Regions from separate parts of the Homo sapiens genome. Here regions 1, 2 and 3 are each linked to region 4. A link is a contact called in ENCODE Hi-C or POLR2A ChIA-PET data. All regions are on one chromosome and are shown on one strand. The core of a region is the stretch at or near the end of the contact, and the rest is flanking DNA. Distances in the headings are between cores, read along the strand shown.

What was found. Hi-C counts contacts between places; a loop is a spot of excess contacts on that map. ChIA-PET counts read pairs that join two places held with the same protein, here RNA polymerase II (POLR2A). Pooled maps may share reads with other maps.
Region 1: a loop to region 4 is called in a map with no recorded cell type, with 2.4 times the contacts of the local background. The contact joins two enhancer-like sites. A Hi-C loop is called at or near these places in 6 of 168 maps with a recorded cell type or tissue (CD4-positive, alpha-beta T cell, heart left ventricle and heart right ventricle), 6 of 37 single-sample maps with no recorded cell type and 5 of 50 pooled maps. POLR2A ChIA-PET finds 5 or more read pairs at or near these places in 4 of 52 experiments (MCF 10A, PC-3, PC-9 and 1 more).
Region 2: a loop to region 4 is called in a map of CD14-positive monocyte, with 1.8 times the contacts of the local background. The contact joins two enhancer-like sites. A Hi-C loop is called at or near these places in 3 of 168 maps with a recorded cell type or tissue (CD14-positive monocyte, IMR-90 and astrocyte of the spinal cord). POLR2A ChIA-PET finds 5 or more read pairs at or near these places in 1 of 52 experiments (activated CD4-positive, alpha-beta T cell).
Region 3: a pooled map shows a loop between it and region 4 (2.6-fold over the local background). The contact joins two enhancer-like sites. A Hi-C loop is called at or near these places in 3 of 168 maps with a recorded cell type or tissue (heart right ventricle, naive thymus-derived CD4-positive, alpha-beta T cell and natural killer cell), 1 of 37 single-sample maps with no recorded cell type and 4 of 50 pooled maps. POLR2A ChIA-PET finds 5 or more read pairs at or near these places in 3 of 52 experiments (CD8-positive, alpha-beta memory T cell, MCF 10A and activated B cell).

Annotation. Positions count from the first base shown.
Region 1 is chr14:68,523,093-68,528,395 of GRCh38, forward strand. It overlaps LOC124903334 (a long non-coding RNA gene), which reads right to left. Exons shown (of 3, transcript XR_007064223.1): 2 at 1-5,303. It also overlaps a transcript of RAD51B not described here. Among named protein-coding and RNA genes, the nearest start is that of RAD51B-AS1, 160 kb to the right of the region's middle. RefSeq lists enhancers at 3,334-3,855, 3,856-4,376. Within about 2 kb of position 3,824, at least 21 of the 41 ENCODE cell types and tissues checked have a DNase peak (open chromatin) inside an H3K27ac peak, as active enhancers do.
Region 2 is chr14:68,568,621-68,573,948 of GRCh38, forward strand. It overlaps a transcript of RAD51B not described here. Among named protein-coding and RNA genes, the nearest start is that of RAD51B-AS1, 110 kb to the right of the region's middle. RefSeq lists an enhancer at 659-1,171. Within about 2 kb of position 1,536, at least 12 of the 41 ENCODE cell types and tissues checked have a DNase peak (open chromatin) inside an H3K27ac peak, as active enhancers do.
Region 3 is chr14:67,941,730-67,946,909 of GRCh38, forward strand. The region is part of intron 7 of RAD51B (RAD51 paralog B); the gene reads left to right. Among named protein-coding and RNA genes, the nearest start is that of RAD51B, 120 kb to the left of the region's middle. Within about 2 kb of position 2,347, at least 5 of the 41 ENCODE cell types and tissues checked have a DNase peak (open chromatin) inside an H3K27ac peak, as active enhancers do.
Region 4 is chr14:68,266,490-68,271,312 of GRCh38, forward strand. All of the region lies in intron 7 of RAD51B (RAD51 paralog B), which reads left to right. Among named protein-coding and RNA genes, the nearest start is that of RAD51B-AS1, 420 kb to the right of the region's middle. RefSeq lists enhancers at 1,612-1,731, 2,082-2,231, 2,382-2,561. Within about 2 kb of position 1,887, at least 9 of the 41 ENCODE cell types and tissues checked have a DNase peak (open chromatin) inside an H3K27ac peak, as active enhancers do.

The DNA.
Region 1 (5,303 bases), core at 2,574-5,073, 260 kb after region 4:
GAGGAATTTTTGTGGCCTGTGTTCCATTTGGAGTTAAGGTTCTTGGTCCCTGAAGTTCTTCCAGGCTTGGTGGTAGAAGCTGGCAATTCAGAGGCAGGCTGTGATGAGAGTAGAAAGCGGATACCAGGCATGAGGGCAGAGGAGAGCAAGTGGCCCTGCCCTGGGATGGGAAGCCTGAGGGCTTTTTTACAGTCCCCAAGGAGAGTTCCCTGACATTCAACACTGCCACAAGGCGCAGAGTGGAAAGTGGAGTTGGGGCATGGTGGGGTTGAAGCTGGATTAGAATGGACTTGGCCAAGATCTGTTCGTGATGTCTGGGGTGGCCTTTTGGATTAACAGGATTTGATTCACTGTGAAGGCAACGTAGCACTGTCTGGGAGGTTCCCTTTTGAGTTTGGGTGAGAATCAGGAAGACAGCCAGCACCAAAGAGCCCTGAGAGAACCCACTATGCCTTATTTACATCCCTAACCCAAACTGGATAGAGGAGCTTTCTCTTGGCCCTGGCATAAGTGCCCGGCTTTCCATCTGCCTATCATTTACCCCCTCAACAGTGGGCTTTGATGTCTACCCTCCACTACAAGAAAAAGCATTTGTAGGAATGCCTCTTGGTGTATGTGGGGGACTGCCCCTTAGTATAGGGAAAGTTGTCCTCCATACACAAAGGTTTTGTATCCTGCAAGTGCTGTATTTTCTATCTGTGTTTGGTTGAAAAAACAAAAACCTACATATAAGTAGACCCAGGCAGTTCAAGTCCATGTTGTTCAAGGGTCAAATGTATTCCTATAAAGCAAAACAAAGAAGCATATTGCTTAGGAATGTGTCTGTCGTGCTCAAAATGGAGTGAATATCAATGGTCTGGTGGCATCAAAATGGCCAGTTCTGTGACAGTAAAAGAGGTTTGTGTCTTATTTAATCTTTTGATAATAATAACAGCTATGGTGTATCACAGCTTTACCAAGTACCAGACACTGTTCTAAGGGCTTTGCATGGTTCACTCACTCCTTACGTCATCCCTCGGTGGCAGGTGCTGTAATTATCCTTATATTGCAGACAAGGACATTGAGACAGAGGTCAAGCCACCTTCCCAAGGGCACACATGGCATCTGCACTGCTCCTGACCGACCGACAGAGAGAGCTGCTGTCACGATCCTCAAATGAGCTATGCATGTCAAAAGTTTAAAAATAAAAAAGATAAAAACATGCACAAAATTTAAAAAGTAAACCATTTCAGGCTGGACAGACTGAAACTGAGAGATGGCCAGAGAAGAGTATGAAAGATAAATCTATGGACAGAGTAAACCCTGACTGGCTTGAAATTAGGGCCCTTACTCCTCCACACTCCTGACGGGTTGGTTCAAGACCAAGAAATAGAAGCACATTGTGAGTTCTACGCTGCTGCCCTGGGAAACACACAGGCTAAACACACCCACAGGCTCGAGCTGGCTTTGAAGTTGTGCCTAACAGATCCGAGATGCATGATGAAGGAATGTTCTGGATGCGTTCTTCTGAGATTTTAGAACTGAGTTAACTCACGTTCTCCTACAAACTGTCCCTTGTAGTCGCTGTTCAGAAGGATTCCAGGCTGCCTGTGTCAATGATTTGACCCCACAGGATGGTTCTTTTTTAGGTTCTGACAGGGAGCAGAAATGAGTTTTTTGACTCAAGAAGATGGACGTAGCTGTAGTTCTTTAAAAACCATTTATGTGATTTCCAGTGTTTTCTCTGAGGCAGGTCTCCAACGATTTCTCTCCAGCATGTGGCAGAGACCACCAGCTGCTTAGCAGGCCCTCAACTGGGCCAAGAATGTTCGTGATAGGGGTTTCCACCCTTTCCATCTGTGGCCTGTGATAGGCAGAGTAATGGCCTCCCAAAGACGTCCAAGTCCTGATCCTTTGAACCTGTGCATATGTTACATGGTGAGGGAGAATTAAGGAAGCAAAAAAGGTGCTAATCAGTTGGCTTTGGGATAGAAAGCTTGTCCTTGGCCAAGCATAATCACAAGGGTCCCAGTATGTGGAAGAGAGAGGCAGAAAACTCAATGTCAGTAAAGCGATGTAAGAAAGACTCAATGGGCCATTATCAGCTTTGGAGATGGAAGGGGCCATAAGCCGAGGACTGAGGGCCACCTCTAGAAGCTGGAAAAGGCAAGCAAATGGATGTTCCTCTAGAGCCTCTAGAAAGGAACATCGCCTTCCAGATGTCTTAATTTTAGCCCAGTGAGACCCATGTCAGACTTTTGGCCTCCAGAATTATAAGATAAATTTTCCTTGCTTTAAGCCATTCCATTAGTGGTAACTTTTACAACAGCAATAAGAAAGTAATTCAAAGTTATCTGGGTTTTCAACCCTCAGGTCATAGGACCTGGAGGACATTGTCCCATGAGCTGGGAAGTGAAAATCATGGTGGTCACCTTAGCATCCTTCCCACTGACCATCTGGGAATTCTCATGGTTCTCCTGGCTAAGCCCCACCTGCATATGAGCACTTCAGCCATCAGAGTTTCCCTGCAATGGGGTCTCTTCTTGACGAGTGATGTTCCATTTCTTAGCAGTGTTGCCAGGGCCTCTCCTTAGTGTGGTCCAGACATCCTATAGCATTACAACAAGCTGCTTTTCACACCCACACTCGCCCCAAATGCCAAACACTTCCAGCCAGCACAGGGTCTGGGGGATTTTTCTCCCCTTCCAGATAGCCAGCCACAACTTCAATGAGCTCCGGCATATGGAATTAGCATGATAGAACCATGACATGCCAAGTGCCGGGAGCCAACCTGAGCCATTCTTGGGTTTGAGAAGTTATCAACTGGGAAATACTTGTGATTTACAATTTTCTTCTGTCCTCCACCATTCCATCACATGAACATCCAAGTCAAACTCCTGAGCTGGGTTAAGAAATTGGAATTCCTGAGGCTCTGGTTCAGGTTCTTACTACCTCTGTGACATTGGGAAAGTTGGTTACCATCATAGCGCCTCAGTTTTCTTATCTGTAAAATGGGGAAAATACATGAGTTAATATATGTCAAGTGCTTAGTGAACTGTCTGGGTCATGTTCAGTGCTATAAAAATGTTCATTGTTGTTGTTGCTGTTGTTTCTATCGTTGTTATTATTAAATGGGTCCCAAATCTTGAGGCAAGTCATTTGGAAAACCAGCTTGTTCGTGCTTTGCCACATATAGTCATGTGCCACATAACAATGTTTTGGTCAACAACTGACCACATACAGGACTATATAGCCTAGGTGTGTAGTAGACTATACCATCTAGGTTGTGTAAGTATACTGGACGATGTTTCCACAGCAACAAACCCACCTAATGATATATTTCTCAGAACGTGTCGTTAAGCGACATGTGACCGTATTATACGTCCAGCAATTGAGATGAATTACCGTTGCACACAGTGCTGAAGCTCAGGTGTGGACACCCTCTTTTAAAATATTTTTCCCATGAACATGTCCTCCAGGAAGCAGGCTCCAGTGTGTCACAGCCAGATGAGTGATTGTTAGGGAAGACAAAGCCTGTGTTTAGAGTTATGCAAGTATAGTGGGGAGAGGGCATCTTATTGCTGACTCACGCCCACTGGCAACCCAGCCTGATTCATCTAGACTGCTGCAGACCACTCTGCATGGAAGACCTCTGCTCAGAGGATCTCAGCCCACTGCATGGCCCACCAAGAGCCTCTGACATTCAGGCCGCTTGGTTCTTCTGGATTCAGTTCTTAGGTCCCCGAAAGTGGTAAAGGAGAGAGGAGAAAACTAGTTCATTTTCAGCCAGGAGTGGCCCCTGGCACACGGGACACTGCTTGCTTTGGACAGAGGCCACTCACAACAGGCTTCCCCTTCTGGGTGTGGTGGCCAGCCTGCCCTGACAACAGTGCGGCCTGAATCTGTGACTCTTAGCGGCTGCTTGGGACTGCTGCAAGACTCTTTGGTCTGTGACTTGCCCAAGAGAGAAGTTTCTGGGCAGAACGGGGAGCTCAGGAAAGAAGAAAGTTACATCCGCACAAAGTTTCAATTATAAAGCCCAATAATAACGATGACCAAAACAAAACAAAAAACGAAACAAAATGAAAAAGCCTACATGCTCTTTGGTATTGTTGGGACTGAAAACAATGGAACTGAGTTTCTTGACTTTTTCTTAACCTTATCCCCATGAAAGAGGTTTGAATTACAGTATTTTTCAAAGTAAAAGCCATCTGAACAGCTGCCTGAACTAACCTGGGAGCCTAGACAGTTTAGCTTCTTGACCTCTGGGATGTGGGGGAAGGGGACAAAAGGAAAGAGAGAGTAGGGGAGGAGCGAGCTCCTTCTGTTTTCTGGGCTGGCCATTTGAGGCCCATGAACCAACTGAGCTGATGTCAGACTCTGGCACTCCCACTTCCAGGAGTCACAACAAAGTGGCAGGGATCAGGGGCACCCCTGGGTCTCAGAGAAGTAGCACATTGTAGGAGAAAGAGAATATGCTGTGCAGACACACCCAGATTTGTGTTTTGCTGCTCCTTTCACTCCATGTGATTTAGACAAATTACATAACCTCTCTGCAAATAGGAAAACTTCCTTGTGCCTGTTGGTCTTGGAAGGACTGGGACTACATAATGCACCAATAGAATGTCTGGAGCACATCAGATGTACAATATATGAGCAGTAGCTATTTTTATTATTAAACACAACAACCACTTGGGCCAAAGGCCACCTAATTTGTAGAATCATTGAGCCAGAAAGAACTGCAACAAGTCAGCTCATAAAGTATGCATAGAAAGAAGCCTGGAAGGAAGTTTACTAAATATTAACAATGATTATTTCTGAGCAGTGGAATTGTAAGGATATTTGTGTTTTCTTCTTTATACTCTTTCAAATTTTCCAAATTTTCTTTAGTAAATGTGTATTTTTTTATACTGAAAAACTTTAAAACATTATTTTTTTTAAAAGTCTTCCATCTCAGTTTGTGGGCTCCAGTCAGATTGCACTAAGCCATCTAAAACCACAGTCGTCCAACCTGTTGCTAAAGCCATGAGAAAAGGCTGGCACCAACCAGTAAAGAATTCCCTCCAGTCTTCCGTACCATACATCCTGAATGGAGCATAATCCCTGCATGGTTTCTAGCCCATCATAACCTTGCTACACTGTTTCATAGAAAAACTTCAGCCATTGAGAATGATGTCATTCATCATATTTCCTCTTTCTTTGCCTTTTGCTGCCAGGAAGCCTTAAACAAATTTAATACTCAATTACAGTAATAATTAACTCAGATTTTGGGCATAATTATTTTCCCTTCTTCCTCTATGGTTTAATTTTCCCTTTATTATTCA
Region 2 (5,328 bases), core at 286-2,785, 300 kb after region 4:
CCTGTGTTGCTCTGTGCACAATAGGGTGTACCATTCAAGCAGTGGAATTGGATCCCTCTAGAACCCTCACTGGGCAACCTCAGGAACGGGCAGCCATTTTCAACAAGCTTTCCTTCAAAGCTTGCACTGTTTTTGGCCTACCTCATAAGTTCTTCTTCTTCCTCGTCCTCCCTTTCTTCTTCCTCTGCCCTCTCTTTGCCTTCTTTCTCATCTTTTTTGATATTTTGGATGCAAGAAGTCTGGTTAATTGATAAAACCCAGTGTGGGCAAAAATAGAGTTGTTTCTTCCCCCTGCATGGCTTCCTCTCCCCAACCCAGTTGCTAAGTGGTCATTGGCCACCATATTGGAATTTAGATGTGGCTGGGCTTCCACAATGCATGGTCCAATCTCAGAGTGTGTTGAAGGGCTTTGGGGTCTGGTTGGATAAAACAGCTGAGGCCCAATGTTGTGGTTCTTGGCACCTCTCATTTCCCCTTTCTGTATTTCCCTTCGGCATCATCAGCAGGATTTTGTTTAAGGCTTCTGGAGCTTGTCTTTGTTTCACCCGGGAAAGTCCCTGCAGGGAGAGCTAAGATCTCCCCGGAGGAATGGGCCAGAGCCCTGACCTCTGTCACCCAAATTGTTTAGGAGAAGCAGCCCCCATAGGGGTTAGGAGGGTGATCAATTGGCAACTTAAGGAGTAAAGGCCTCTCTCTCCCTCTTCTCCCTCTGCTTATTGTGCTCAGAAGGGCAACAGGGTCAGCAGCAGCAAACTGAGGGGCCAACTCACCACGCCTTGAAAGAGGCTCGTTTTGTGTTTCAGTAATGAGCGCTCTTTCTCCCCTTGGATGCACTCAAATTTCACAAGTTACAGGGAACCTGTCAACTGCTGTTTTCATTGTATGGGGCTCACAGGGAACTTGGATATAGGGCAAGCTTGTTTCAAAGAAAGCAGGGGAAAGAAAAGTCCTGAATAGCTGCAATGTGCTGTCATATGCAGATCACAGCCCCAGTTGCTATGGGACACCTCTGCCCGCAGAGAGGGCAAGATGCCGAACGTCCCTTATTGATGTGATTGCCTCCTTGGAGATGGGAATGCCCCTCTAAAAGGGCCAGGCTAGGAGCCGACAGCACCACGGGCTCTCGGGTTTGCCATGGAACCGGGCCTGAAGCAGCCTGCATCCCAGCAGCCTCTGCCTTCCCACTGGCTGTTCAGTAGGGAGCCCCCCAACCCAGGGGCTGAGGGAACAGGCCAAGCTAACCCTGGAAAAGTGAGGAGAGGCAGGTGGGAAGGGTCCCTTTTTGCGGGGCACAAGCCTTTGCTCATAGAAGGGCTACTGGAGGGCATGGTTGTGAACCAGGCCTGATGTTAAAGACAGGTTTCACCTTCTTTGTTTGTCTTGCCCTCTGAGAACACTTGGCAATAACATTCCTTTCCTGACAGGCTCATTTTGTAGCTGACGGACATTGTTTTCTTTCCCCTGTTTACCTAATGTGGCCCAGAGTAACAGAACAGGCTGTGCCAGCGAGAGAGGAGAGTGAGCCTCCCCAGTGGCTCCTGGGTCCCCATACCCAGGTCCCTCTGCCCTGAGCTCCTTGTCTTGCATCTGTTTGCCCCACCTGTGGGAACAGGGACTACCCAGAGGGCTGTCCTGCCTGGAATCAAGCACTGGCAGGACCTGGGTCAGGGGAGCCTGCGATTAGGAGAGGGCCCAGAATTATGACTCTCTCCCCGGGGTCATTTGACTGCAAGGTTAGAAGGCCTGAGATCAAACAAGGCTATGAGAAACCAGCCTTGTCACTTTGCATAGGATAGACCAGTGGGAGCCAAGATTGGAGGCATCTGAAGGTCACTGTAGGACCTTAAAAATACCAGGGGAGGGTACTGTGAGAAACAGATTCCCATCAACTGTTTACTAAACACTCTATGCTATTTAAAGGGACAAAGGCATGGCCAGGTCCTATCATCAGGGAGTCTAAATCTGGGGTCTGCAGCTGAGCCAGGAGGGGGGTCCAGTGCCCTTGGCAGCCTGCTGTAACCTTCTGACCCTCTGTGTCCAGCCCCCATCCCCATTTTTACCTCCAGCCAAGCTTCCCCCTATGGGGGTTAACAGGGTAAATACTGTCCAGGCCCTTCCCTCAAAGAAGCTGCAAATCTAGTAAGAGAATAATATGTGCGTATATGAAACTATAATTTAAGACACTGTGATCAATAACCTAAAGGGAAAGGCTCTGAGGACATCCAGGGGTCTTGGGCTCAAAGGCTGGAGCGCCACACACACACACACACACACACATGCACACACACACACATGCACACACACACACATCAAATCACATATTAGCTCGTGTCTTCATGAGCTTTCCAGTTTGCAAACCGCTCACACATACAGCATTTCCTTTAAACTTCACATCAGCCAGTGAAGGGGCTTTGTAAGCCTGACATGTAAGATCTAACAACCCTCCCAGAATGATAGAATTGGCAGAGGGGGGAGGCAGAGACTGTCAAGCAATGGCAAGTTTTCTGATTGGCTGGAACACAGGGCAGGTGACCCCGTGAGCTAAGGTGAAACAACCAGGCTGAAGGCCTTGCATGCTGCAGTGCTGGGTACAACCATGTCAGTTCAAACCAGATTCAATTTGGTTGGTTAATGTGCCCATTTCCCATTGCTGCCATACAAACTTAGTAGCTTCAACAGTACAAATCAATTACCTGTATAATCCTGGAGGTCAGAAGTCCAAAATGGATCTCACTGAGCTAAAATCAGTGTCGTCAGGGCAGTGTTCCCTTCTGGAGGCTGCAGAAAAGAAAGTGTTGTCTTGTTTTTTCCAGCTTCTAGAGGCCGCCCACATTCCTTGACTCATGGCCCCCTTTCTCTGTCTTCAGAGCCAGCAACATCACAGCTCTCCGACCAATCATTCTTCCATTGCCACTTCTCCCTCTGACTTGGATTCCTCTTCTGCCTCCCTCTTCTTCTTTTAGGACCCTTGTGATTACGTTGGGCCAGGACAATGTGCCTGTTTTAAGGTTAGCTAACTAACAGCCTTAATTCCCTTTTTCCTGTCAGGGAACATGTTTATAGGCTTCAGGAAATAGGCCGTGGACACCTTTGAGGGGCCGTTATTCTCCCTACCACATATAGTTAGTTGGTTGATTGTTAGTTGTTCAGTTATTGGTTGTTTGGTGTTGGATGGCTGTTTTTTGTTTGTTTGTTTGTTTGTTTTTTGAGAATCTCCTTGGCTCAGGTCCTCACCTGAGAGCCAGATAATCACGTTTGTTAAAAGAAGAGAAAAAATGAGAGTGAGCAGCCGCTAAGGGGAAGAAGGAGCTACAAGAGGCGGCACAGAAAGTGGACATCGATTTTATTTCGTTGTCCATCATTATCAATCTATAAAGCACAATCCCCAAAACTACAGCACATGCCATTCTGGGGAAATTTGTTAGCTCACGGACCCCCACAGACCCCAGTGTGTGGCTGTTTCATACGTCATGCAAACAGGCCCTTGGACTCTGTCTCATGTCCTCTGGCTTAGAAGCAGGGATGTTTGTAATCTACAAACAAAAGGTCGTCTGGCCAACCTTTTGAGATGTAATCTCGAATCCAGATATACTAGTGGGTTCCGCTAAGTGTCTATTGGTCCCCTAGTGTCTCTCAAACCCACGGTGGGCTTCAGTCTCTCCCAGGCATCAGCCCTAACCCTGTGGCATGGGCCCTGCCCAGCTGCCTCCCAGACGTCACACCTTGCAGGCTGGACTGTGTCAGCAGCTGCCTTGCTTTCCTTGCTGGAAACCTAAACCTGCTTTTTAAGGAGCCCCTCAAAACTCTTGAAATAAGATGTGGGCATTGCTCACTTGCCCTGAGCTGCCCCTTGCAGCTGGGGGGCTGCTTGGTTTGCTCTCTTGGCAAAGCCCCTTGTTTTTACTCTGCTGGGGCCCAACTCCTTCCTTCTCTGTTTCCTTGCCTGGGGCTTCTGATTCCAGTAAGCCACCCCAATAACTCCTGCGGTGCCCCCACGGCTCACCTGCCAAAGCCACTCCCACCTGATCCCAGACTATCCACTCATCCCTGGCCTGTGACTTGTCCCGACCTCCCAGTGGGTCCTGGCTTCTATCACTGACCTTCTAGGTGGTGACTTCAATCTTGATATGCTCTTCCCCTGCTGACCTTGACTTCCCATCTCCAAATTGCCAGTGTCATATCAATAGCATCACAGCATAATGGCTAATGCTTCTGAGCTCTTACTACACCTCAGGTACTGTACATGTTTTCGCTCATTTAATCCTCATCACAACCCTAGACAGAACCCTATGAAGAATGGGTAGTAGCCCATCTTACGCGTGAGGAGACAAAAGCACAGAGAGATGAAACAGCCTACCAAGGGTGCCACAGGTCATATGTGATGGAGTCGGGGAATCAAACCCAGGCCAGGGAGTGTCATCATCCCTCACATCTGGATTTCTGCTACAGTCACCTCATACTACTCTATCTTATTTCCAGTCAACTCCCAGCAGCCAGGGTGAACTGTATGTACAATGGATCATGTCCTCCACTGCTCAGAGCCTTCCAGCAGTTCTCACCTCACTCACAGCCTTCCAGCAGCTCTCACCTCACTCATAAAAGCCAGAGGCTCATGTGGCCCACAGGCCCACGTGGTCGAGCCCTGCTCCTTCTCTACCCCACCTCCTGCTGTGCCCCCTCGCACTCTCCTCCACTCGGCTGCACTGGACTCCTTACTGTTTCTCAGAGAAACCAAGCACATCCCTGCCTCGGTGTCCCTGTACTTGCTATTCCTTCCACCTGGATTGCTCCCTGCCTCCTCACTGCCCATACTTGGCCCATTCCTTTCTTAAGGAGAGCTTTGCTGATGTTCTGCATTTAAGAAACTTAAGACCTACCTTTGCCGACATCCCTACCCAAAGTCTTCCTATCCCCCTTACCTGGCTTTATTTTTCTCCATATATTTGTCACCAAATAACACATGAGAGCTACCTGTGTTGTTTATTATCTGTCTCTCCCACGGGGAATAAAGCTTCAGGAGGGCAGCACCCTTGACCACTGCTACGTATCCAGCACTGTGTAGGGCGCCTAGCAGGTCTTTGTTAAATGAGTGGATGAAGTCTCAGGACTCCCCTCAGGAGCCTAAGGTTCTGGGAGGCTCCAGACCACCATCCAACCTATATCTGTTCCTGGGCCACCAAGGGGGCAGGCCTTCCATTCAGCCCGCAGATGAAGACTTTAGCTTCACTTTGGTGCTCAGTTCCCTCTACAGAGCCCGGCAAACAAGAGCATGCAGCACATGAGTATGGGCTGAGCTTGAGCTTTTGTTCTCATTGACTGCTGTGTGTG
Region 3 (5,180 bases), core at 1,097-3,596, 320 kb before region 4:
TCCTTTTGGCTAGGGGTCTGCTAAAGTGGAAAAAGTGGGAAAGGATGTACAGAAACTCCTGCTCTTTGAGTGAGTTTGCATATGGACAGTATTGCTTTTTGGCCCCAGCCTAGTTTTCTTTCATTCCCATGTCTCATCTTTTATGCAGCTGCAGAGAGCAGGCTGGGAAAGCAGAATGAAAGCTTCAAACAGATTTGCACTTGAATAAAAGAAAGAGTGATTTCTCTTGTTCAGAGTACAGACCAGTTTGGGTAGAAAACTGTTTGCTTTTTTACTTTCTGGGTAAGGACTGTTTGCTTTTCTCTCTTTAAATGTAGTAAAGAGAGGAAAAGCTAATAAAGTAGTTGGACCTGCTGGTTATAATTCATAGAGAATTTTCAAGTGTGTTTAATAAAGTCTCTCATATAATTATAACAGAAATAAGTAATTGGAGGGGAAAGGTTAAAATCCTGTAGAGGTTTAAGAATCAGTTAAATATGAGGCAGTGTGCTTGGATGAGACAACTAACTAGGAGCTGCTTCTCTTTGCTGATTTCTCTGAACTTTCCTTTTGAGATTTTTTCCTCTTTACTTTCGTAATGCATTTTGCAACTTTCATTAAAAAAATCCATCAATGTTTAAACTTCTAACAAATAAACATATCCTAGTCCTATTATGGAAATCACAATGTAGCAGAGAATAGCTTGACTTCAGCTAGAGAGAGGTTAATGATAGGAACCCTAAGGATTGATACCAAGATCATGCTTGTTTAGTGTTTTAATGACTCCAGAAGGAAATGGTGAAATCTGCTGATGACACCAAATTGTTTTTGCTGATCCAAACAAGGATTTCTGGGAAGCTTCTTCAGAGTATTTGGAATAGTAGAAGAATTGAGAAATATGGTGGCAGACACACTGAACTTAAAGTGAAGGTTTACGTGAAGTAGCAGGAGTAACGTCAATACGTTGAAGTTACAAAGCCTGCCAAATCTTCCAAAAGGAAGATTACGGAGTCTATAGTTTCATGAAAGGAAGACTTAAGACAAAGAACATTTATACATATAGCAAATGAAAACTATTATGGGAATAGTTGCAATTATAAAGTTCAGTGACTTAAAAATATGATGTCTGAATTTCTTTTTAAATGTCAGCAGTAGTATATCTAAATAGGTGTTGTTTCTCTCGAAATGGTCATAGAAGATTATATACCCATTTTATGCATGCTCCTTTCTTGGTACGTTCTTTTGTCAGTTTTCTGTGGTGGCAGGTCTTTATTTTGCAGGCTGTTTTGAATTTTGAAACAGTCAACTGTCACTTAAAGCCAAGTGTGATAAATAAGATGGGTGGTCAAACTAAGTAATAGATTTAAATATATTAAATATATTAAATGAAATATAAAGTAGTAAAACTTATTTTCTTTTATTGCTTTCAAAAGTGATTCTAAAGGACATTACCAATGAGAAATTGCAAAAATGTTTGTGTACTAATAGTGTTAGATTAAGTTCTTGGTTGATAGATTTCACAAACATCACTTATTTAGATATGTAAGTTACAGGGCTTGTACTAATACACATTTTATTATATTGGAGACAAACCATGTTTATAAGTGACCTTTTTAAAATGTTTTCTTTATGCTCCCTAAATATACACTTAGGGAGGAAGAAGGAGGTTTTGAATTAACTGGAGATTTCCCTAATGTGTTGAATTTTTCTGACTAAAGCCTACATTTTTGTAAAGAAAAAGACCCTGTGGGATAAAAAATACGATAGGCACTATCACAGGAGCTGTGGGCTGGCCATCTATATCCATCCATCTATCTATTATTCCACCCATCCCTCCATCCATCCATCCATTTATTTAATTAAGTTATTTTTAACGGTTGGCTCTGGAGTTGACATTCATTTATTTTAAAAGAACAGTGAATCATAGCTCTTTTCCTCAAGATGCTTGCTTTTATTTGCATGGTGGCATATTGATTAAGTACTCAGAACACTATTTGACATATGGTAAGCCCTCAATAAAAGTTTGTTATTATTATGACTGTACTTCTCCCCTCTAATGTATAGAGGTAAACATTTTGGTTCCTATTGTGACACGTGGGTTATAATGAGTTAGGGCCTACTTAAGAAGAAAGTGGAAAGAAAGCGGGTAAAATTGTTGCTCAGATACTAGCATGTGGGTGGAGATATAGATATAGATATAGGTATAGATATAGATAGTGTAGGTATTTACATCTAAGTATATTGTATAAAGTGACGGATTCTGAATTTGCTACATTTCTCATTTCTTCAGCACTCTGGGATAAAACCAGCAAAAATGATGTGATCTGAACAGACACAGTAGATGGCGCTGTAGGACTTAGTTTTTAAAGAAAACAGTACAGCCAGGGGGAGTGGGGGCATGGAGTGGGAAGAAAACTAAAGCACATTTTAATGGGCTCTTTTGTACCACCAAGACAATTTCATCTTAGAGTACGTGCCTCTAAGAAGTAAAGATTTTTTTTTTTTTTTTTTTTTGACAGAGCTGGAGAATAATTTTAGGAAAACTAAATCTCCCTGTTGCTATGTTTGTGCCAGCTTTGTCACTTGGAAAGTATTAGTTGTTTTAAGCCACAAATATATAAGGAAGTTATTTTCTTTCAAAACATTGCCTTATTTATGAGGGTTTTGTTTGTTTGTTTTAGCTGTCTTTGTCTCTGTATTTTAATATTTTTGCTCCTAGCTTTTTTGGCCCTTTGTTGTTTCATAAAAACGTGGTTGTAAAGTTAATTTGAACCATATCAATATGACTATAATGTCATATTTTAAAATTCAGCTATATTTTAATAGGCCTTAAAAATACAGGTTTACATTAAAGAGTAACATAGTGTTTTTGATACTACCGTAGTGTGTTTATGTACTTGATCTTATTTAATCTTAGTACTAATTGTATGAATTTTATTATTCACTTTTCTAGGTAAATAAACTATATCAGAGATACTTAGTAACTTGCCAAGCTCACATACCTAGTGGTTGAACTAGTAGTTGCTGCAAGAGTTTCGCCAGCATATTAAAGTTGTATTTTTTGAGCACTTACTGTGTGCCAGGCAAGCTAACCACTGGAAATACTATAGTGTCCAAAGCTGACCTGGACCCTGCCCTTATGGACCTTACAGTTATTAGATACCCCACAGACATTTTTTGAAATCTGCTGGATTGAGAGTGGGTCATGAAGATGAATTTGAATCATTGTGATTGTTGGATAAGCCAGAGAGCCCTTTCACCAAAAAGAAAGTAAGAATCATACCTACCTTGAATATATTACTGTATTAAAATATTTGTTTTAGTTGTACTCCCTGTAGCCAAGGGAAAGGCAAGACCTCCTTTGGCTACAATGAGTAACTAAACTGTCTTCTAGATAAGAATCAGGAAGAGTAAGGAAAATCTGGCTATACTATAATGTCAAAATTTTCCACTGATTAAATGGTATTAAAATATCTAAAGCAAGAAGGTGTTAGTTAGCAGTGGAAGTCTGAGAGATTAATGTGGTTTGTGTACAGCCTAAGACCATGTTAACTTCTAATTGGCTTCTCTAGTGCCATTTGGTGAGATCTTTTAGAGTACAGCCAGCTTAGTGATACCCCAAATTGCCAAGTACCCCTTTCATCTTGGGACATTAATTGTCAAAAATCTTTGAATTGATTTTTCTTCAGAAAGCTTCACTTTATTATTTTCACACAATACCAAGTTCTCATGATATTTATGGGTATGTGATTGGTGAGAAAACAGACCAAGAGTTGTTTTTTGTTTGTTTGTTTTTTGTGACGAAGTGTTGCTTTGTCGCCCAGACTGGAGTGCAGTGGCGCAATCTCTCCTCCCGGGTTCAAGCGATTCTCGTGCCTCAGCCTCCCGAGTAGCTGGGATTACAGGCACACGCCACCACGCCCAGCTAATTTTTGTATTTTTAGTAGAGATGGGGTTTCGTCATGTTGGCCAGGCTGGTTTCGAACTCCTGACCTCAGTTGATCCACCCGCCTCAGCCTCCCAAAGTGCTGGGATTACAGGCATGAGCTACCATGCCCAGCCCAGACCAAGAGTTTTAAATTGAGGTCCATGATTGGGTTTCAGTAAGTGTATGGAATGTCTAAAATTATATAAAATTTTATGTGTATGTACTTAGAATTATTCTGGGAAGAAAGTCCATAGTCTGCACAAATTTCTCAGTGAGTTTCATAACCCTTAAAAGGTTAAAAGTGGTTGTAACTAGACTTTATCAAAAGGGGTGTTCAAAAGTCACTCCAGTTCAGGATTGTGGAAAGATAACTGTCTTCTCAAATAGGCATCTTAGAGGAAGGGCTGTTTGGGTTCCTTTTAAGAACTGTAATCTTGAGATGTGGAGTGAATTTGGGATTTGAAAATCCCAAAATAGAGTTTTGGAACTCTCAGCTCTTAGTGATATATTCTGTTTTGAAATGAGGGATACCTTTCGGGGAATTTGAAAATACTTTTTTCTAATTCAACTTTTAATCAGATAAATGATTATTTTTGAAAAATGAAATAGAAAGTAATAGGAAAGGGGGAAAAGTTGTTATGTCTCTTCGTGGAATAAATAGCTAAAGAAATTAATTTCTAAATTTTAAATTTCATCCCTGGTTAAAATAGTTCCTCTTTTTTGTTGTTGTTGTTGTTGTTGTTTTTTGTTTTGAGATGGAGTCTCACTGTTACCTAGGCTGGAGTGCAGTGGTGCAATCTCGGCTCACTGCAACCTCCGCCTCCCCAGTTCAAGCAGTTCTCTGCTTCAGCCTCTCAAGTAGCTGGGGCTACAGGCACTCGCCACCATGCCCAGCTGATTTTTGTATTTTTAGTAGAGACATGGTTTCACCATCTTGGCCAGGCTGGTCTTGAACTCCTGACCTCGTGATCCACCCGCCTCGGCCTCCCAAAGTGTTGGGATTACAGGTGTGAGCCACTGCACTTGGCCAAAAGAGTTCTTTTAGAGAAAACAAAAGTCTTTGATATAAGCAATATGATCATACAAATGGATATTGTGCTTTTTTAAAACAAACAAAACACACAGGTTTAAGGAGAGAAGGTATGGATATACTACTTCTGTCTTCCCTATCTTCTGCCATATTCTAAGCTTTGCATATGTTCTCCTGAGGAACAGGATAGTTATAACTTAAACTTGCATTTATATATTTCTGATTAAGTTGTTAACTATGGTT
Region 4 (4,823 bases), core at 637-3,136:
GCCTGCTTCAGAGGGAAAGGCAAGAGAAGGTCAGAGAGTGACCTTCCTGTTTCTGTGGTTTTCCAATGTCCTTTAGCTTAAAATGCTTGGTATGCCAGGGTGCCATATTTGGGGGTATCCTGTTCTAAGCCCCAACATTTCCCTGGAAGGGCGATGGCTTTTTGATCTAAGCAAAGTTATCAGAGGGAATGAGGTACAAATCAATAGAGGACAGACTATGAGATCAAATTCTGACTCTACTACTTAAGAGCTGAGTGTCTTTTGACAAATTACATGTATTCCTGGTGACTCTGATATCTCTATAAAATAGGGATGATAGTAGTACCAACCTTACAAGGCTGTGCCTCAAATGTGTAATAAATATGAAAACACTTTGTAAAGTGCTGTAAAAATATATAAACATTATTGTTTTATCACAAATATCAGCACACCAATTATTTATGTAGTTCTATACATTACGCAAAAAGTTACAGAGATGTGGGGCTCATCTTCTAGGAAAACAGAATCAGAATTCTGAATCAGCTCTAAAGTCGGAGACCAAACCTCGAGCTCTCTCTAGGTGCTGTTTCTCCTGAAAAGTTGACTTGTAAGTCTAACCCAGTGCATTGCCTCTGATGGCCTGGTGTTCTTCAGATAGGTAAAAAGCAACTCGAAAAGGGGAAGAGTATTGTGCTTTCCGCAAAGACGATACTTTTTTGCTCTTTGGAAATTCTTGCTCTTTTGGTTTTGAGCTCTGAAGGTGAACAATCCAGCTGATTCAAATCCCCAGAGTAGCCCTAATAATAGGAAAACCGTGACAACCGCAGATATTAAAAACATACCTCAATTTGCACAACTGGGGTAAGACAAATACATATGGTATTATATGAAAAAAATTCCTTTATGCAAATCTAGAAACTTACTTTAATGTCATTTCATTTAACATCAAAGAGATGATGTCAAAGAGAACATGTTTACCACTGGGAGAGTCAAATGAAAGAATTAGTCTTCTAGAATTCTTTCAAATGAAAGAATTTGTGTGTAAGGTTTGATTGGTTATTTGGCAAACACTAATATTAATAAAAAGACCAGTACTTCTAGATATGGGCCACTTTGTAGAGGGATTATGCCAGAACTCCCATAGTATGTATAGAGACCCTTGAAGGAGGGTCCTCAAACCCATAAGGGAATTTATTTTAAAAATATTTTGCTTATGGGCCCATAACTTCATTTTATGTCTCTCTAGCTCACAATAGAGGATTATAATCTATTGGGCTGATATATCTGAGTTAACATCAGATTAATCGTATCACTTTGTGTATGAATATCATATAAAAATGTTAGTGGCTGCTGTTTTCACCATGCTCTGTCATAATTAAACAATTTATTTCATGCTGAAGCTTCCCTGTCCTGATTCTGGGATTGTCAGTTTTATGGTTCTCATTTTACACAGATAAAACCAAACTTTTCAGATGTCAAATAATGTGCTGCAGACTTCCATGCAGTTCTCAGCTGCAGTTATAAATCACTGTTGTTTTAAGTAAGTGACCTAAATGCCATTTTTATTAGGAATAGAGTGGCTAGGAGAGACTAACATAAAGCCTCTGATGGAGTTCTAACATTTCTCCTTGAGCAGCAGGAAGAGAATTGCATTTCCTGCTGGCTAGAGAAGCCAGGTCAATTTTGTCCTACCATTCTGGGAACTATCACTTCAGACACCTAACATATCCAGGTCCTGCTTATTTTTCTTGAATGAGCTATTAAAATGCATGTATGTGTGCACATACACACATACATACACATCATGCAGCCATTTGCCTCTGTGTATACATACATATCATTGTGTAGATTGCACTTTTTCAGAAAAGACAACTGATCACCAGCACGTCACTCTCACTTCCTCCCATGTACATTTTGTATCTTCCCCACAGGGAAGTGAAACTGGTGGTGGGTTGGAAGAGATTGAGTTTGCTGAAGTGGATTCTGCCAAGTGGCTGTTTGTGGATGACCTTTGTCTTATAGGGGGTAATAGTGGGAGTTACGGATTCCTGGCAAAATGTCTGTTCACATCTCATCACAATTAGAATCATAAACTATGGGCTTTGTGGATTTGTTCACCTGAGATAGTGATGAACTAGGAATCAAAAGATCTGGGTTTTAGCTCTATCTCTAAATATCTACATATATGTGAAGATAGCTGTGTATACCACTGTGGATATTTTCCCTCTTTTGTCTTATCTTCTCCATGAGACTTTCAAATCCTCAAAGGCACAGAGCATCTTTAATTTACACAGCATTCACTTTTTCATCTTTGTTTGTTCCTAGACTGCATTTAGTAGAGATGTAATAAGTACTTACTGACTGATAGAATGAGACCACATCCTGCCTTAGATGAACTGGAATTCCATTTGAAAGTGTTTCCAACCAGAAATATTCTGCTTTGGTGCCACTGCTACTGTTCAGATTCAACTATAGCAGCCACAGTGTGATCAGACACCTTCTCCCCTCAGGCGCCACCCTTGGCCACCCTGAGAAGATGGGCCCCCCTGCCAGCATGTCTTTGGGGCCCAGTGTTTCTGTCTCTCTGCTTCTCCCAACACTCAGTGGCCTGAAGAAGAAGAGCTTTGGTATATAATTTCTTTTTTCCCCCCAGCCAAGAGGAATTGAGCACTCATGAATATTTTAAGCGTGTTACAAAGAACACAAAAGCTGTGCCTTCATGGGAGGATTAAATGTTGGTGTTTGACTCCTCACAATCAGCACATTTTAAAACATAAACCAGATCATGTCAGTCTCCTGCTTCAGAGCCACCAGTGGTCTCCCACACTCTTGCAACCAAACCCAAGGCTGGGTGCCAGCCTCCAAGGCACTGCCTGACTCAGCCCTGCCCACTGCTCTGACCACCTCTTGCAGTAATTCCAGCCATGCTGATCTACTCTGGGTTCCCAGGGCATCGTAAGCATCTTTCTCTTTAGGACCTTTCTACACATCTCCCCTGCCTGGGACCCTGCCCTGAACCCTGTGCTACCGCAGGATCGTCACTCAGATCTCAGCCTGAATGTCCTGTCTCAGACAGGACTCCCCTGACTGTCCTATCAGTATCTACACCCGATATTTTATTTCCTCACATCACTCATCATATCTGAAATTGCCTGCTCATTTCCTGGTTTTCTTGTTTACTGTTGGACCCTGACTAGGGGGTCTCACTCTACAAGGGCAGAAAGAGGTTGTCTTAGTCTGGTTCTCTGTTGTTACCCAGAAGCTGGAACAACGCCTGTTCCCCAGCGGTTGCTCAGTAAACACATGTGGACTCAATGAGGGATTGAATTGGAAGTTATTTACCTCTCTCCTGGCTTTTGCTTCCCTCTCTTCCTTTGTCTCTCTTTTGCGGAATCTGTACCATGAAAAGGGCTGTTGTCCAGTAGTGGAACACAGGCCTTGGATTGAGGTCCTGGTTGACTCACTTGATCTGAAGCTTCTGGTCATGCACAACTGCCAATTGGAAACAGCTACTATAGAACCACCCTCTTTTTCCAAAGGGTCAACAAGGAAATCAAAAATAGAAATACATTTCAGGTAGTCATGTAATACTTTACTAATACTAACCCTAAGAATAACTTTGCGATAACTTTGCAACCTTAACTTCCATTAGTCTCACTAGGCAGTTCTGCTTCTTCAATTCCTTTAGTTTGTTACATGCCCTGCGATCCAGCCCAAAACAGGAGAAGCCCTGTAGAATATATGTTGCTATATCCTCAGATATGGCCAATAAAATTTGTTTGTGACCTGTAAGGAGCAGATGGTTCACTGAAGGCCATTCATAGAGGAGGCAAAGCACCAAAATTCAGTGTCTAGCCTTAATTTTTCCTTATTAGAGAGTCTGGAATAGAGGGATACATTTTCAGGATCTTTCCTAATAGAGGAGTTCTTTTTTTATTTGGATGAAGAGATTATTTCTGTAATTTCCCACAGTCTTAGGCTGAACTCTCCAAGTAATGAACTTTTACTCAGAATAGTCTAGGCTTTGTGTACTCATGGAAAGTGTAATATAGCTTGCCTTGTTGGTTTTTCTGGAGATAGCACATTTGGGTCACAGGGGTTCAGCCAGTCTTCGGCTGTTATGCAGTGTAATTTTATGGGAATAGTTTTATAATGTTAACATCTGTAGACTGAGAGCTTGATGAAGACATCACCCAGATTGCCTGGGAAACGCCACTGACTTTGGGAGCTAATTCTTGATAGGTAAAATATTTAGCTCTCTCTCTGTCTCTTTTTTTTCTTTGCCTAGATACAGCTACCAACCTTACCATTTCCATCTTTTATGGCAGATGAGCTATGTGTGTATTTTTTTTTATCTCCTTGCAGTATGCATTTTTGCAAGTTAGGGGATAAAGCCCAGGCCCTTGGCTTTTTAACTTTTCTGCTTCCTTGATATTTGTACATGAGATAAGATGTTAAAGGATTTCTCTTTACAGATTTCTGTTGAAGAGTTATAGAATTGACTGAATATTCATATGTGTACTGTCCTCTGCTTCATTAACTCTATGTTCATATTTCTTTTTCCCATGAAGCCTCTGTCGCCCATTTTGTTTAAAATTGCAACCTATTCCCACACCTTAAGCTAAATCTCCCTTACCCTAGTTTGTTTCCCATAGTAATGATCACTTTCTAACATACTGTATCATTTGTCATTTATTACGTTTATTGTCTGCCTCCCACCACTAGAATGTAAACTACAGGGAAGGATTTCTATCTGTTTTATTCACATTGTATCCCAAGTGCCTACAGCAGTGCTTGGTGCATAGTAAGGCTTTGATAAATATTTATTAAATGAATGCACTGAC